2 separate regions of the Homo sapiens genome follow, and region 2 is linked to region 1. The links are chromatin loops, found by intact Hi-C in ENCODE. Cell type or tissue: natural killer cell. All regions are shown on one strand.

Region 1 (8,000 bases):
CTGGGGCCAGGCACCAGGCATGTGTCAGTAATGTCAGTGTTTGCTGAGTGAACGAATGATGGCTAGCACACAGAAAGCCCACAGGAACCGTCTGCAGGTGCCAATGAGCACCAGCAGCTCCTCTACAAAACAAGGGGGTGCAGTGACTGATCTTCGGACAGGCTTTTGGTCTGGGGCAGATTGGACCACATCGAGGCCCTCCACCCCCACCTCACCCCGCTGCAGCCCCTCCCTCCGTGCCGTACCTTGGATTGGGGTCTGGGGCTGGCTGCTGAAGTGGCTTGTGGTGCTGAGTGAGCCTCGGGGGCTGGGTGTGCTCGGTGTCACCCGCATGCGCAGCCGTTCCAGGTCCCCAAAGCGGTCAGGGAACGGCTTGGTCTGGTCCTCCAGCTTCTGCCGGTGCCCTGCAGAGCACAGGAAGCCCATCAGCCGTTGCTTCCCCAGAGTCTCAGTGGAGACAGAAATGCCTCACTCTGCTGGGAAGTTCTTCCTGAGGTCTGACCTTAGGCCTCTGCTGGGAGAACCCTGAGGTCACCGCCAGCCTCTTCACAGAGGTTTTCAAAAGACTTTCTGAACAGAGAATGGTCGTTATGTGCCACCCCACATATCTAAACCTCTACAACACACGGTGATCCAAACCTCTACAACACGCGGTGATCTAAACCTCTACAACACGCGGTGATCTAAACCTCTACAACACGCGGTGATCTAAACCTCTACAACACACTGTGATGTAAACCTCTACAACACGCGGTGATCTAAACCTCTACAACACACGGTGATCCAAACCTCTACAACACACGGTGATCTAAACCTCTACAACACACGGTGATCTAAACCTCTACAACACACTGTGATGTAAACCTCTACAACACGCGGTGATCTAAACCTCTACAACACACTGTGATGTAAACCTCTACAACACGCGGTGATCTAAACCTCAACCACACGCGGTGATCTAAACCTCTACAACACGCGGTGATCTAAACCTCTACAACACGCGGTGATCCGAACCTCAACCACACGCGGTGATCCGAACCTCTACGACACACGGTGATCCGAACCTCTACGACACGCGGTGATCCGAACCTCTACGACACGCGGTGATCCAAACCTCTATGACACGCGGTGATCCGAACCTCTACGACACGCGGTGATCCGAAGCTCTACGACACGCGGTGATCCGAACCTCTACGACACGCGGTGATCTGAACCTCTATGACACGCGGTGATCTGAACCTCTACGACACGCGGTGATCCAAACCTCTACGACATGTGGTGATCCAAACCTCTACGACACACGGTGATCCAAACCTCTACAACACACTGTTTGGCAGAAGAGGAAACTGAGGGCCAGGTGCAGTGGCTTACGCCTATAATCTCAGCACTTTGGGAGACTGAGATGGGAGGATCAGTTGAACCCAGGAGTTTGAGATCAGCCTGGGCAACTATCGAGACCCCTGTCTGTACAAAAATTAAAAAAAAAAAAGAAAAAAGAAAAACTTAGCCAGGTGGGGTGGCACAAGCCTGTAGTCCCAGCTACTGGGATGACTGAGGCAGGAGGATCACTTGAGCCCAGGAGGTGGAGGCTGCAGTGAGCTGATTGTACCACTGCATCCCAGTCTGGGCAACGGAACAAGGACCCTAGATCTAAAAAAAGGAAACTGAGGCAACAGACATGAGAAAGTGGCTCATGCCCCCAAGGGAGGCAGGGAGATAACCCAGGAGCACTGCCACCCTCTGCCTCCCAGCATCCCAGCCTGCCTTGCACACTGTCTCCCATGTCTACAAGAACAATGGGAGGTGGCCCCAGGAGGGGACTGCAGGCTTTTCCAGCCCTAAGTCACTCTGGGATCCCCAGAACATGCCTTCTTCTCTCTGGGCCTCAGGCAGAAAAATAACTCCACCAGGATGCTGGGCAGAGGTGTAGGGGGCTTGCATGAGGGACTAGACAGCCATCTCTGCCTGGAAGCTGGGGTCAGGGGACGAGATGTCACACCTGGAGAAAACTGCCAGCATTTTCCACTCCCTATCTGCCAGAGCCCACACAGGAAGAATCCCAGCCTCACATCCGAGGACTCAGAGGTGCTGGGAGGGTCAAGGTGGCCAGGCTCCCACCCTCCTGCGGCCTGCTGAGGCCGAGGGACACTTCTGGAGTGATATCAAGCTTGCAGGGACCTCCCCCGCCACACACACTTTTTTAATTACTAATTTTACATTTCACAAGCAACACGTGAATATTTACAAAAATAAAAGCATTACAGATAAGGCTCTGTCCACCGCTCTAAGCTCCTCTCCAGAGTCCCCACCGTGACCAGTTTCTTTCCAGACATTTTTCATCTTCCATGAATGGAAAACGCAAAGTAGGCTTCTCATGGAACTCTCTTGAACAGCCTCAGTCCGGGTGTGTCATTCTGTAACTTGCTTTCTTAGTAGCACACCTTGGAGCTCAAACTCAGTTTCCCTATCTGCAAAATGGGGACAGTAATCCAGCCCCACAGAAATGACGGAGTTCCCATAAAACCCTGGGGATCCTCCCTGCTACGGAAGGGATTCAACAAGCATGGCGAGAATGACGCTGCTCTCCCTCTTTCCTGCTGGCCACTGGAGGCACAGTTCACTCCGCAGTCCTCTCCACCCACATTTCAGTCCTTCTCAAGCTTCCCCTTTAGTTCCCTTACATGCAACACTCCCGGGAACGTCCCTGTTCGCACCCCCTAGTGGCTGCAGCTTCTCCAGGGCTGACCCGAGGAAAGGACGGCTCCCTTGGAGGACTGTGCACTCCAGGGTTCGGCTGATCAACCCTAACACGGTCACGGCCATTCTACCTCACGTGACTTGGTGGGAGGCTGCCAGTCAGGCAGGGTGGCCAGGCCCTCTTTTACAAGTAAGAGAACTGCAACTGCGGAGAGGCGAGGAAGCTTGTTGGAGGCCACACGCCGAACAAGGGGTGGGATTTCCTGGACCTGGGACCCTTTAGAAAAGATGGAGGCTAGGCATGGTGGCTACGCCTGTAATCCCAGCGCTTTGGGAAGCCGAGGCGGGCGGATCACCTGAGTGAGGTCAGGAGTTTGAAACCAGCCTGACCAATATGGTGAAACCCCGTCTCTACTAAAAGTACAAAAATTAGCCGGGCGTGGTGGCGGGCGCCTATGATCCCAACTACTTGGGAGGCTGAGGCAGGAGAATCGCTTGAACCCGGGAGGCGGAGGTTGCAGTGAGCCAAGATCACACCACTGCACTCCAGCCTAGGTGACAGAGCAAGATTCCATCTCAAAAAAAAAAAAAAAAAAAAATGTGGGAGGGGGTAAGGGGGAGGAGAAGGTTTGCCTAAGGCCTTGGGTCTAGAATGACATGTGCGTTTTCTAGTTTGGCAGAGGGAGAAGAGGCAAGATGTAGGTGGGAGGTAAAACAGAACTCACTGCGCTTCTTGGGGCCTGAACAAGTGATTGCTGGGGACTCGAAAAGTGGGAAAAGCCTGTCGACCACTGTAGGGCATGAGGGGACAGAGCCCGAGGCCTCGCATGGGCCTGATTTCTGATTTTCAGAATGGGAACGCAATGGATTCTGGTACTTGTAGGCCCCCAAGCTCCCTACGCATCCCTGTTGGAAGCTCAAACAGGTATCTGGGAGCCTCAGAAAGAAAGCAGGGGGCCTGGGAGCCACAGGGGCTCAGCCAGTCACCAAGAACCAGGGAGCCCCACCTTCTCCTCCAATGAGGCCCCAGACCAGGAATCCATGGGACACTTGGTGGCAGGAATAAGACCATTTGGTCTCTGGCCAGGCCCCCACTGCTGCCTCCCAGGGCCCTTGGCAACAAAGGGGAAAACATGGGCTGGGGGCGAGTTTAGCTGGAGCTGGGGCTGCAAACTCAGATGCCCATGGGGATGGGGCAAGTCACGTGAACGAGGCAAGTGGGATGGGTGGGGCCTGGAGCGGATGGGGAGGAGATGCCTTGTGGAAAGCACCTGACTGCTACCCTGAGGAGGGCAGGCCCAGTACGGCCAGAGCTTCCAATTCCAGACCGAGTCCTCAGCCCTAACAGGCCTTGGAGGAAATGTTGTCCTTGCTCCTGAGGCCACTGGAAATGGCAGGGAGATGTGGATGAGCTGGGGGACAAGTGAGCAGAAGAATCTTAACAGGCATGAAGCCTGCCGGGTGGACGTGGGGACCACAGACTGATCCGACAACAGCCTGAGTGCAAAGGATCTGGGTGTTTTAGTCAGCCACAAGCTTGAAGGGAGCCAATAGGGCTGGTGCAAAACCTCAGGCCTTGTTACTTTCGTCACAGGAGAATAAAGTCCCCTGTTTCTGAGTCACACCATGTACAAAGAGTGTTTACAGTTACTCCTGCGGCCTGGCGGAAGAGGGCGGGGTTGACAGCCAGCCTGGGTTCGAGGACGGGTCCTGTCACTTGCAGTCTGGTGGCCTCACTCAAGTCACACTCCTTTCCCCCACCCCGAGCTGCGGTGTCCCCATCACACTGTCTTTGTGGGTTGAGGTGCTGGCCTAAGGTGTGGACACTTTCCAGTCACGTGGGTCACCACCATCATGACCATCGCTTTTATCTCTGCTCATGCCCAAAGGAAGCAGAACTATCATCCCCATGCTGGAGACCGGGGTGTGGAGGCCAGGATGCTGAAGTCGTGTGAGGAACACAGAGCCTGAGCAGCAAGGCAGGATTCACACCCGGATCCCCCGACTCCAAGCCCAGGGCTCTTTTCCTGACACTTTCCCTTTTGTTCCCATTGTTTAGACGGGGCCACCGAGGCTTCACCATGAGACCGACGCTGAGCGCCTGTTCCGGGACCCAGGCTGTGGGTCAGGTAATCTGACCCCGGAACCCACGCTCCCACCACATGCTCCCTTGCCCTCCGTAGGGCAGACTTCCCGGAGGAGGGGAGTCCAACAGCACTTCGGAAATAGCTTCCTTGTTACTGTGGAACGCTGGAGCCACTGCCAGGGAGGGGAGAGGGGAGCCAAGGCGGCCCCACGTGGCCAGGGCGCCAGAGAGTCTCAGAGCCACAGGGCCAGGGCTCTCACACTGGGAATAGGACAGAAGTTCCAGTGCCTGAGGAAAGAAGATGGTCTTCAGAAAAAGCCTCTTTCATTCGGTTACCCAGAGCAAGAGCTGCGTGGGGAGCTCTGGCTCTAACCCACTCCGTCACCTTGGGCCCAGTCCTGCTACGCCTCAGTTTCCCCTCTGCACAGTCTGCTCACTGAGGCCCCTTCCTTTTGAAAGTCCCTGATTTAAGGTAGCAAAGATCAGCCGCTGGTCAGAGGGGCCCCAGAAAGAAAAGAAGGCAGGGCTGCTGGCCCCAGGGCCCACCCACTACCACTTCTTCCTGCTGCTGCTGTTCCCAGTATTTCTTGAATATTCTCTGCCCCCCACTCTTCAGAGCCTCAGCTCAGGACAGCCTCTGCCAGCAATGCTTTCTGTCCTGTGAAGCCCAGTCCAGGAGCCCCTCCTCCAGGAAGCCCCCCTTCTCCCACAGTAGATCCCCATCACACCTCTGCAGGCTAGGGCTGTCCTTTAAAGCAGTCGCCAGCAGGAGTGGAAATCATCAAAACGGCAGCAGATGCTTGCTGGGTGCTTCCTCCACGGCAGCGTCTAAGCAGCTGACAAGCACCATCTTGTTTCGCCTGGCAGCATCCCCTTGAGTAATGTCTGCCACCATCCTATCATATGGGTGAAAAAACTGAGGCTCTGGACAGCCAGTGAGCTCAAGGTCAAGCAGAAGACACACAGCCACCTGCTCTCCCTAGAGCCTGTGAAAACACATCTATTGTGGCGGAAGAGGGCGGGGTTCACAGCCAGCCTGGGTTCGATACATCAATAGATGTATCGGGACTCCACAATAGATGTTAGGGCCCCGTCCAGCCCCAGGCCCAGAGCTGCTATCTGCAGGCCCAGGAGGATAGGACTTGGGAGAGGAAGATGAGAAGGTCTCAGTGGACTCCACCAGGGGCCCTTCCCTGCTCTGAAGCTCAGGGTTGAGAGTGCAATTTCCAATCATACCCTGCTCTAGACCACCAAGTCACTCTCTGCCTCTGGGCCACAGTTTCCACATCTGTAAAGTGGTTATCATACTGTCTAACCCCTGAGGGTGCCGATGAGCTGGAGGACAGGCCACATGCTTTTAAAAGCAGAGGACTGAGATGGCTGGGGAAAGCCCCGCGTTGGCCCTCAGGGCCTGTCCTGGCTGCTGTCAGCCTCCAGCTGCTGGGCTCAGATCAGACAGCTCCTCCAGCATGGCCTGGATTAGTGTCTATGACCCTCACTTATGGGAGGGCAGATCCCAGCCTGCCCCTCCCAAGGGCCCAGTGGCCCCAAGCTCATACCAGGCAGCTCTCACCCACCAGTGGTCACTGTCTTGGGCAAGCCACTCTTGCCTTCTGGGCCTCAGCTGTCTTATCTGCAAAATGGGGATCACACCTCTAACCCCCGAGGGTCAGGAAAGGTTTCAAGAATTACACAGCCCACCAGGCCTTGGCCTTTGAGGAAGGTGTTCTGGGTTCCCATTCTGACTTGGCCATCTGCTCCTAGGCAAACAGCTCCTCTCTGATGCGTCTGTGCAGTGGGGGTGACCCACCTCACAGGCATATGATAAAGGCCAAAGTGGGAGCAGGAATGCTGGGCCCCAGCCAGTCTGGGGACTCACCAGGGTCACGCAGTGTGGGAGCTAGAGGACCAGGGCTGGATTCTGGGTTGGCAGCTCCTTTACCACTGTCCCCAGGGAATCCTTCCCCACCACCAGCCTGGCCAGCCTGGGGTCCTACCCCCGCCAGGTACCTGATGCTTCTGGGGGAACCAAGAGACCATCAGGGTTACCCCCTTGCCTCCATGCAGGCCCAACACAAGCCCCTGTCATAGGAGTGGCAACCATTTTAGCAGGCATCCATGATGTGCCGGGCACTGTGCAAGGGGGGCCATGCATGTCGTCTCCAAGGGTCATATCCCTCTGACAGGCTGTGACTATCACCCCCGTTTTACAGATGGAAAAGTGGAGGCACACGGTCAAGGTCACACGGTGTGTGGCACCCCTGAGATTCAAACCTGGAAAGGTCACACATGGAGCTCAGCTGCTAAGGTCATCGCTTCCCAAGACCTCCATGAGAGAAGAGCTGGGTCACCTGGCCGTAAGGTCCAGCTGGCAAGAGGCCAGCTCAGTGTTCAGCCTCTTGGGAAAAGCAGAGTCGGGCAGGGCCACAGGAACAGCATCGTCTGCTGGGGACAGTGTGGGCTCCAATGACCAGGCCCGTCACCCATCTGAAGCCACTCGGCAGCCTTCTTGGCCGCCTGGTGCGGCTGTGACCCAGACACAGCAGCCACTGTCTACCCAGCAGCAGGGTGGGGCGCCGGGCCCGAGGCCGGCTCTGCGGCCTGTCAGGAGATTTACACCCGACTCTTAACAGCCTCGCGGAATCGCAGGCGGGTGCCGGGCCTGGGGTGGTCTGCTGTGAATCGGCCCCCTGTGAGCAGATGAAAGCCGGGTCGGTGGCTGGGCAGGGAAACGGGCTGGCCGGGGGCCAGCGGGCAGGGAGGCGAGCGGTTCCCTCCCAGGGCTGCAAGTGGGGCTTCCAGAGGCCTGGGGTTGATTAGGAGAACCCAGGAGGTCTGTGGTTAACCCCTTCCCTCCTGCTGGGCAGACTCCGCTAGCCCTGCCCCTAGCGCAGGAGACACTCCTGGGGGTTGTGGGGATCTTGGGAGCCAGGGACCTGGAGCAGCTGCCTCTCCTCAGCCCAGGAAGAAACTACAGAAACTCTAAGGCCTTCAAAGGCCCAACTGCGGGCTCAGGGTCACTTCTCCTGCCCACGCCAAACCCTCGGCAGCCACACTCTGCTGGCTGCTCACTTCAGGCCCCTGCTCAAAGGTCACCTCTTCAGGAGGCCTCCCCGCCCCATCCCTTGTTCCATCCCTTGCACGCTCCACTCCTTCTCCCAGCTTTGTTTTTCTTCATAGGACTTCCTACTACCCGAAATGACATTAATGAATCATT
Region 2 (8,000 bases), 190 kb after region 1:
AAGATAAACTGGAAAATGTGTTCTTTTAACAGACACAGGGCTGCCCTGGGTAAAACTGAGGTTCTGGTACTAAGAAGGAGCAGGCAATCACCAGTCTCTGGCAGAGACAGGTTTCACTTAGAGTAAGCAAAAATCTGTTGCCCTCTGGCTTCTACCTGTGGGTCCTGGTTCTGCCCTTTGGAAAAGTCTTTATAATTTCTAGTCTGTCTTCTAAATGACAGCCTTCCTCTGAACATTATCTTTTCTGGTTATTTCAGGCCCTTAACCACTTTTTAGGACACAGGCTGAGATAAGATGTAAAGCTTTCCTTATATCATTTCACAGATACTCTCCTTATATCATTTCACAGATACTCTTCAGTGTGCCCCCCACCTGCCCTCAACACACAGACACACACAAAACAGACACTCGAGCTCACAGTTGGATGGCCATGGAACAAACCCTTGGCAGGGTGCTGAATCTGAACACGGGAGGAAGGAGGACGTGCAGGCAGTGGGAGCCTCCCTGGAGGAGTGAAGTTTCAGCTGAGTCTGGAGGCGCGAGGAGTCAGCTAGGAAATGAGTGTGGGGAAGAGCATTCCAGGCAGAAGGAACAACAGGAAGGAAGGCCCAGAGTCACCGGAAGTGAGAGGAATAAGAGAGTACTCAGGGAACTAAAACAAACGGGGGTATGGCAGCGCTTCAGGACCTAGGAAGAGAGGAGCTCGAGGCGAGGACCTACCCACTGGGCATAATCTTTAGGAAGGTTGTTCAATCAGCAATGCTCCACCTGTTCTTGCCAACACCTAGCCTGGGCATTGTATCAAAAAGACAATGGAGTTAGTTCGGCAAGACTTTATTCCCAGGAGTCATCACTTTCAGTTGTTTTTCACTCTTCTAGAATGTTCCAGTAGTGCAAGGCTATGCCTCGTGGTTGGTCAGTAATTGCTCAGAATCTGAATATTCCTCTTTTTTGAAAATGATACAAGGCCCAGCACCACCCCCCCACCACCTCCCCACTCTCGCCAGCCTTCTAATGCCACGCTGGTTTTCATTCCTTAGGGATGGACATTATGGGGTCACTTCAGAGGTTCTTGCAGGGCTTGAAGATCTGAAGTCATGTAAAGGACCCTAGTATTCTCCTGTGGTGTTCTCACCTATCTTGGGCTGCCATTTATTTTTAACCATATTTGGTCTGCAAGTTGCCAAGAAACCATGTAGAGAAAACCAGTGTGGTTTGGGTTAAGCCCCAACAGGGTGCAGACAGCAGCCAAACTATTTCCTTCTTCCTCTAAGATTTCTTCTGCCGTCTTAGCCCAGAGCAGACCTGAAGAAAGCTCTCTCTGCAACCCTCTACTGCACCAGCTCCCCCAAGCTCTCCAGAGAGCCCAGCCCCAGCCCTCACCTGGAACCACTCCCTGACACTGGGGCGTGGGTTCTTCCGGTGGGAAATTGGCCAAGCACTGACCATAGAGACTATAAGGACGAAGGGAGGAATAGAGAGGCCTCCTCAGAAAGGCAGCAAGAAACAGCTCCGTGGAACATGGGGGGAAATGGATCAGGGAGATCATGGAGAGCACACACACTGAGCCTCACAGAGGGCAAGTGGAGCCCCCATCTCTTCCATCTTGGAAGGCTGATCATATTAAAAAGTGGGAGGAAATACTGACACAAAGTGCAAATATCAAGATCTATTTCAAATATTCACATGTAGCTAATTTAACACCCTAAAGATTACAGGGCAATTTAGTTGTGATATTCTCAAGATTGCTCCAGGACTGATGCTAACGCATGTAAATTTGTAGTGTCCTCCACAGTGAGGGGAAGTAATGGAACAGATTCTTCTCTCAGCTGAGTGGAAGGCCCTGTGTGATGGGTGTGTAACCTCATTTCAGGAGATTATCAAAAGTTAATGAGAGGCTCTTCCCAAATATCTCCAAGGAAGGACCATACACTAGAGCAATGGTTCTTAATAAGGAATGATTCTGGCCCTCTGAAGACATTTGGCAAAGTCTGGAGACATTTTTGGTTGTCATAACTGTGAGGGTTGCTACTGGCATCTGTTAGGTAGAGGCCAGGGATGCGGCTAAACATTCTACAACGCACAGGACAGCCCCCACCACGGAGAACTGCCCTGGCCCAAATGCCAATCATTCCAAGGTTGAGAAACCCTGGCCTTGAATGAGGCTACTCTAGATCCTCTCTACCAAAGCTGAAAGCCAAGCCTTGGCGATGACCACAGGGAAGAAGGAATGCAGAGACTGAGTCCCGCCAAGTTAAAAGGGCTTGGAAGAAAGCTTGGGCTTCACACAGGTCTGCCCTAACAAAGTGTAAAACCAAACCCACACACACACACTTAAGGTGATCGGCCAGTGATTAATTATCTAACTGAACACAAATCAACAACCTTCAGAGAAAGATAAGAGAATCCAGAATCTTTACAATGAGTCATGCATGGTTTACAGGCAAAAAGTAACACATGCAAAAATAGGAAAATGCAACCCCATCTCAGCAGAGAAATGGAAACTATTTTTAACAGAACCACATGAGCGTCCTGGAACTGAAAAATACAATGAGTAAAATTTAAAAATTCACTAGGCTGGGCACAGAGCCTCATGCCTATAATCCCAGCACTTTGGGAGGCTGAGGCAGGCGGATCACTTGAGCTCAGGAGTTCAAGGCCAGCCTGGGCAACATGGTGAAACCTTATTTCTACAAAAAACACACACAAAAATTAGCTGGGCACAGTGATGTGCGCCTGTAGTCCCAGCTACTCGGGAGGCCAAGGCAGGAGAATAGCTTGAGCCCAGGAGGCGGAGGTTGCAGTAAGCGGAGATCGCACCACTGCGCTCCAGCCTGGGCAATGGTAGTGAAACGCTGTCTCAAAAAATAAATAAATAAATAATAAATAAATCACTAGATGGGCTTAACAAGCAGATTGGAGATGGAAGAAGAAAGGGTCAGTGAACCTGAAGGCAAATCAATGGAAATTACCCAATGTGAAGAACCAAGAGACAAACAAAAATTGAAGAAAGGTGAACAGAGCCTCAGGAACCTTTGGGACAAGATCACAATGTCTAACGTATGTGTGATTGGAGTCTCAGAAGGAGAGGTGAGCGAGAGTGGGACAGGAAAGAAATGTTAAGACATAATGGCTTGAGATTTTTCCCAAATTTAAGGAAATGTGTCCAAGGTTCTACAAAGAGAAGAGCTGGGCTTGGAATCTGGTTCCTGTGGTTCAACGATAGGCTATGTCCTCTGTCACATGCTCCACAGGGGACCATGAAGGTACCTGTCCAAACCCAAAAGCCAGTGATCCTGTGGGTCTCTTGGTGAAGGAGCAGCTCAGAGACACGTTTGGGCACAGCCCGATTTTCTGGTACCACCATCCTGGTTCCATTTCCTGCTCTTGTTCTTCTAGCCTTGAATCACTGTTTCTAGCATCAGCACATCATCATCCTTTCTGGAATCAGGGTGAGTAAAATTTGGTGATAAATGTGGACAACCCAACAAAGAACATTCTCTTCCCAACTCAAATGGGGAGGGATCTGGGACTTACAGACTGCTTCAGCCCTATCAGGAGTGGGCTGTGGCAGGACTGTCACTCTCCTGCTGCCTTGTCTGGACCTGGTTTGAGCCTGGCACAACTCTGGGCTCTGTAGGGAGTACAGAGAAACCCCAACTCCAACACACACACACACACACACACACACACACACACACACAGCTCAGGGCACAGGTAGACACGGAGCCACATAGCCACAGGAGGACATCAACACACATACACTGAGTACGTACTGTAGACCAGGCGCTGAGGCACTAGCAGAATTTGGATAAGTAGAGAAGAAGGTGGCAGAAACACATAACCTGCATTTCAAGGGTAATACAAGATCTAGCTGCCTAGCTGGAGGGGGACATCTTCATTCATTCATTCGTTGTACCAATATTTATCAGGCACTCTTCTAAGGGATACAGCTGAAGAGATCTGGGGCCATAGAAAGGTGGGCTTCCACCCCAGGTGAGCACTTTAATGGGCCTGTGGAGCCCCAGCAAGTTGCTGAGCCGTGGACTGGCAGGAGCAGTGCCCAAGTCTGGGCTGCACCTGAGCAGGGCCCCAGCCAGCTCTTCCCAGTCACAGGCAGGGGCTGGCTTCACCTTGGGCTTCAGGGCAGTTCCCACCCAAAAGTGCAGCCCCTCTGCAGTGCCCTGGGCTCAGCTAAGACTGGCTCCTGGCTGTAAGAACATCGGCCTCTTCCCCTCCATTGGGGTTGAGTGGGCAGAGCGGTTGGCCTCAGCACATGATCATTCCTTGCCTATTCACTCATCATCCCAATTAGTGAGCTGGTGGGAGCTGCCCCCTCATTTCCACAATGATCTATCTGCACGTGCCTAATCCCAGGAGCTGAGCCAAGAGAAAAAGTGATAGCAAGGTCTTGAGACTTCTCTGAAGGGGCTGGGCTGGGGTGTTTTGGGGTAGAGCCACTGAAATTGACGGGTCCAGGGAGGACCTATGGAGACCCAAATTTGAAATCTGGTGCCTATGTCAGGAAACAGGACAAAAGCTGGTGGATTAATGACAGCATTTCACATCAAGGCTCACAGAGTTGAGCATTCTCAGACCAAAGAGTCCATCTTTTCTCCATACACAAGGCGAGGGGAAGCAGGGAGAAATACAAGAAAACAATCACAAACCAAAGCTGAGGCCAGCAGGGACAAGGCACCGCAGCGTGTTTTTGGCTGCTTCTTTCTTCTCTGTCTTCTCCTGGCAGAGTGCAGCTTCCCCTTTGCTGACCAGACAGCACTGACCATCGGCCTCGAGAGATCTGGACTCCTTTAGCCCAAGTCGCTTCTAGTTGCTGTTGACACATTCACCACCTGCTTCCTGCTCTGCCAGAGCCACTCCAGGGAGGGCGTGATGGGGAAGAAGAGCTCTGGTCCCTCCTGTCTGCACGCAGTCCCAGGTCAGAGACAGCTGCGGTCACAGCCTCTTCCCCTCCTCTCTCTGCATGCAGCCACCCCCTGCCTCCTGTCACTAGCTCAGCTCAAAGGGCACCTCACAAAACAAGCCCCGGTGTGCACAGGGACATACGTGCACCCAAGATGTTCACCACAGCATTGCTTTAGCAGAATTCATCAGGTCAGTACAACAAAAGATCACACATTAAACATAAGACAGTCAGAGAGTGGGAAGTTGTTTATAATACACTAAGTCAGTGGTTCACGAATTTGCAGAGCAGCAGAACAATCTGGAGGGTTTGTTAAAACACAGACCACTGGACCCCACCCCCAGAGTCTCTGAGGTTTGGGGTTGAGAGGGAAAGCAAGAATTTGCACTTCTGACAAGCTCCCGGGTGATACGGATGTTGCTGTCAAGGGTCACACTTTGAGAGCCACTACATTAAGTAATAAAGAAAATTCAAAAATATATGCAACCTGATATCATTGTGGTTATGTGTAAATAAATGATTAAGATACTGGTGGGGCACAGTGACTCACACCTGTAATCCCAGTACTTTGGGAAACTGAGGCAGATGGATCACCTGAGATCAGGAATTAAAGACCAGCCTGGTCAACATGGTGAAACCCTGTCTCTACTAAAAATATAAAAATTAGCTGGGTGTGGTGGCACACGCCTGTAGTCCCAGCTACTCTGGAGGCTGAGGCAGGAGAATCGCTTTAACCAGGGAGGTGGAGGTGGCAGTGAGCTGAGGTCACACCACTGCACTCCAGCCTGGGCGACAGAGCAAGACAATGTCTCAAAAAAAGAAAAAAAAGATACTATCAGTCACTGTCTCTGTGTAATGACATCGATTCGAGGCTTTTTATCATTTTATTTTTTTTTCTGAAAAAAAGTTGTCTGCAGTAAACACAGTTATTTTTGTAATGAGAGAAAAATATTTAGGCACTTCCTTCATGACACCTCCCCAGGCATCCCCAGAGAGAAGTAACTGCCCCTCCCATCTCCCCCTTTCTGCTGGTGTCCTGCGGAGCTCTCCCTTCTGCCTTGTGTGGGTTAAGCTGTCCCCACACCTGTCCCCATCAATAGGCAGGAAATGCCTTACACAGGAACTCTAGCTCAGGCACCTCCCTGTCCCCACACAGGGCCTGGCATAGCGCATCTTTCTCCATCCAAAGCCAGTGGGAACTCACAAAGTGGGGTGGAGGTCATAAAACGAACGTGGACTCCCCAGTCCAGTGGCCTGGGACAAGCCTGAATTCTGCCACTGCTTGGCTTTGAGCTGTTTGGTCCCAACTATGGGTTCTGGGTTCTGGAATGGCCTAGCCTGCCCCCACTGGCCACCAGCTTGGCCTTCATAGCACCCAAAACCATAGCACCACCCCAGTTGGCTCCACATCAAAGGCCCTCCCCCACCAGGAAGCATTCTGGTTACCAAAATGGTCATTGGTGATGGCACCATTGTCCAGAGAGTCCCTGCAGGCCTGGAGATGCATTCCTTCAGGCCCAAAGACATGACTAGAAAACTGCACAATTGTCCTAACTCCAACACTTACCAGTAGCATGACCCTATATAAATAAACTTGCTATCTCTGCATCTTTATTTACCCACTTGTCCCATAATAAGGTTGCATTAGAGAAGTGACACTCACACTGCCCCCTCCTCAACCTCCCCCTGACAGACATGATTAATCAATCACATTATCCTATCTCCCTGAGCCAGGAAGCAGCCTCAGAATTTTCTTAACGCTAATTTCCAAGCATAGTTCTCCAATGCAAGCAAACCTTCAAGATAAAAGTTATTAAAATTAATTAATTGATTTTTTAAAAATATAAAAGCCATTTGCCATTGCTGACCTATATTATTCCCTGTTTCCCTGAAACCTAGAACAATGCTCAGCAGAGTAGCCATAGTCAATCTTCGTTCAATGAATCTACATGGATACACACCAGCTGTCACCGGTTATTATGAAAGGGAAATCTTTGGTAGCCACCAACCATCCTGTGCAAACTCCAGACCAACTACTTCCTCCTTCCAGGATCCCTGACCATTGAGTTGGCGCCCTCTGCTGTCCGTTGGCTGGTACTGCAAAGGACTGTCCATTCTCAGCCCTAAGGAACTGTGAAAATTGAGCAGAGAACGATGCCAGCCATTGACCTCGTAGTAAACAGACCCAAACTTCCTCATCATGATGACCTCCTGGGGTGGCTTTGGATGCAGTCGGCTGCAAGCCCCGCCAGACACCATGCACGTGAGTATCATTTAGTCTCTTTGAGCTTTGTTTTATCCTCCTCCCCTCTCCTTCCTGTGTCATCCGCAGAACTGAGGGCCCTCTGTTCCAATTCTCTCACTCCACAGCTGATAGGATTGAGGCCAAGTGAGGAGAGGGGATCAGTTCAAGGTCTCACACACCACTCAAACCAGAACTCGGGTCCCCATACTCCCAGCTCTGGGCTCATTGACACACCAGGTTGCCTTCCTCTTCTCTAACAGGTGGGACAGGACAGGCACAGTGGCTCACGCCTGTAATCCCAGCACTATGGGAGGCCGAGGTGGGTGGATCATGAGGTCAGGAGTTTGACACCAGCCTGGCCAACATGGTGAAACCCTGTCTCTACTAAAAATACAAAAATTAGCCAGGCATGGTGGCACACACCTGTAATTCCAGCTGCTCAGGAGGCTGAGGCAGGAGAATTGCTTGAACCTGGGAGGTGGAGATTGCAGCGAGCTGAGATCACGCTATTGCACTTCAGCCTGGGCGACAGAGCAAGACTCTGTCCCCCAAAAGAATCAGATAGGAAAGAAACTGCCCTGGGCTTGGAGTCCTTGCGTTCTCCAAGGGCTTCACCCACTTGCCGCGGGGTGGGGGACGGGGGGTGAGTTCTGCCTGGAGCTAAGGAGTTAGAGGGCCCCAGTTCAAACTCTCTGGCATCTTCTCGACATCTCTTTACCAAGATCTGCCTCATTTGGCCTCTACCCATCTCTCTGATGTCATCTCCCCACCCTTGCCCCCCATTCACTCTGCTCCAGCCATAACGGATGGCCTCGTTCCAACCTCAGGGCT

The links. Hi-C counts contacts between places; a loop is a spot of excess contacts. Peaks named below come from ENCODE experiments on the same cell type or tissue, not always from the same donor. Only the 100,000 strongest peaks of a DNase experiment are listed, where the experiment ranks them.
Region 2: it touches region 1 in a loop (8-fold over the local background); 6 of 110 quality-filtered maps call a loop at or near these places.

The regions. Positions count from the first base shown.
Region 1 is chr1:24,907,014-24,915,013 of GRCh38, forward strand. It overlaps RUNX3 (RUNX family transcription factor 3), which reads right to left. Exons shown (of 5, transcript NM_004350.3): 4 at 246-404. Among named protein-coding and RNA genes, the nearest start is that of MIR6731, 8.4 kb to the right of the region's middle. RefSeq lists an enhancer at 7,467-7,982. In natural killer cell, CTCF peaks have their summits at 2,820 and 3,041; DNase peaks (open chromatin) are centred at 3,958, 4,308, 5,598, 6,138 and 2 weaker places; H3K4me3 peaks cover 676 bases; H3K27ac peaks cover 8,000 bases.
Region 2 is chr1:25,094,610-25,102,609 of GRCh38, forward strand. No RefSeq gene overlaps it. Among named protein-coding and RNA genes, the nearest start is that of LINC02793, 57 kb to the left of the region's middle. RefSeq lists an enhancer at 1,448-1,497. In natural killer cell, CTCF peaks have their summits at 6,991 (motif pointing left) and 7,191; DNase peaks (open chromatin) are centred at 1,222, 4,992, 5,262, 7,002 and 2 weaker places; H3K4me3 peaks cover 366 bases; H3K27ac peaks cover 2,282 bases.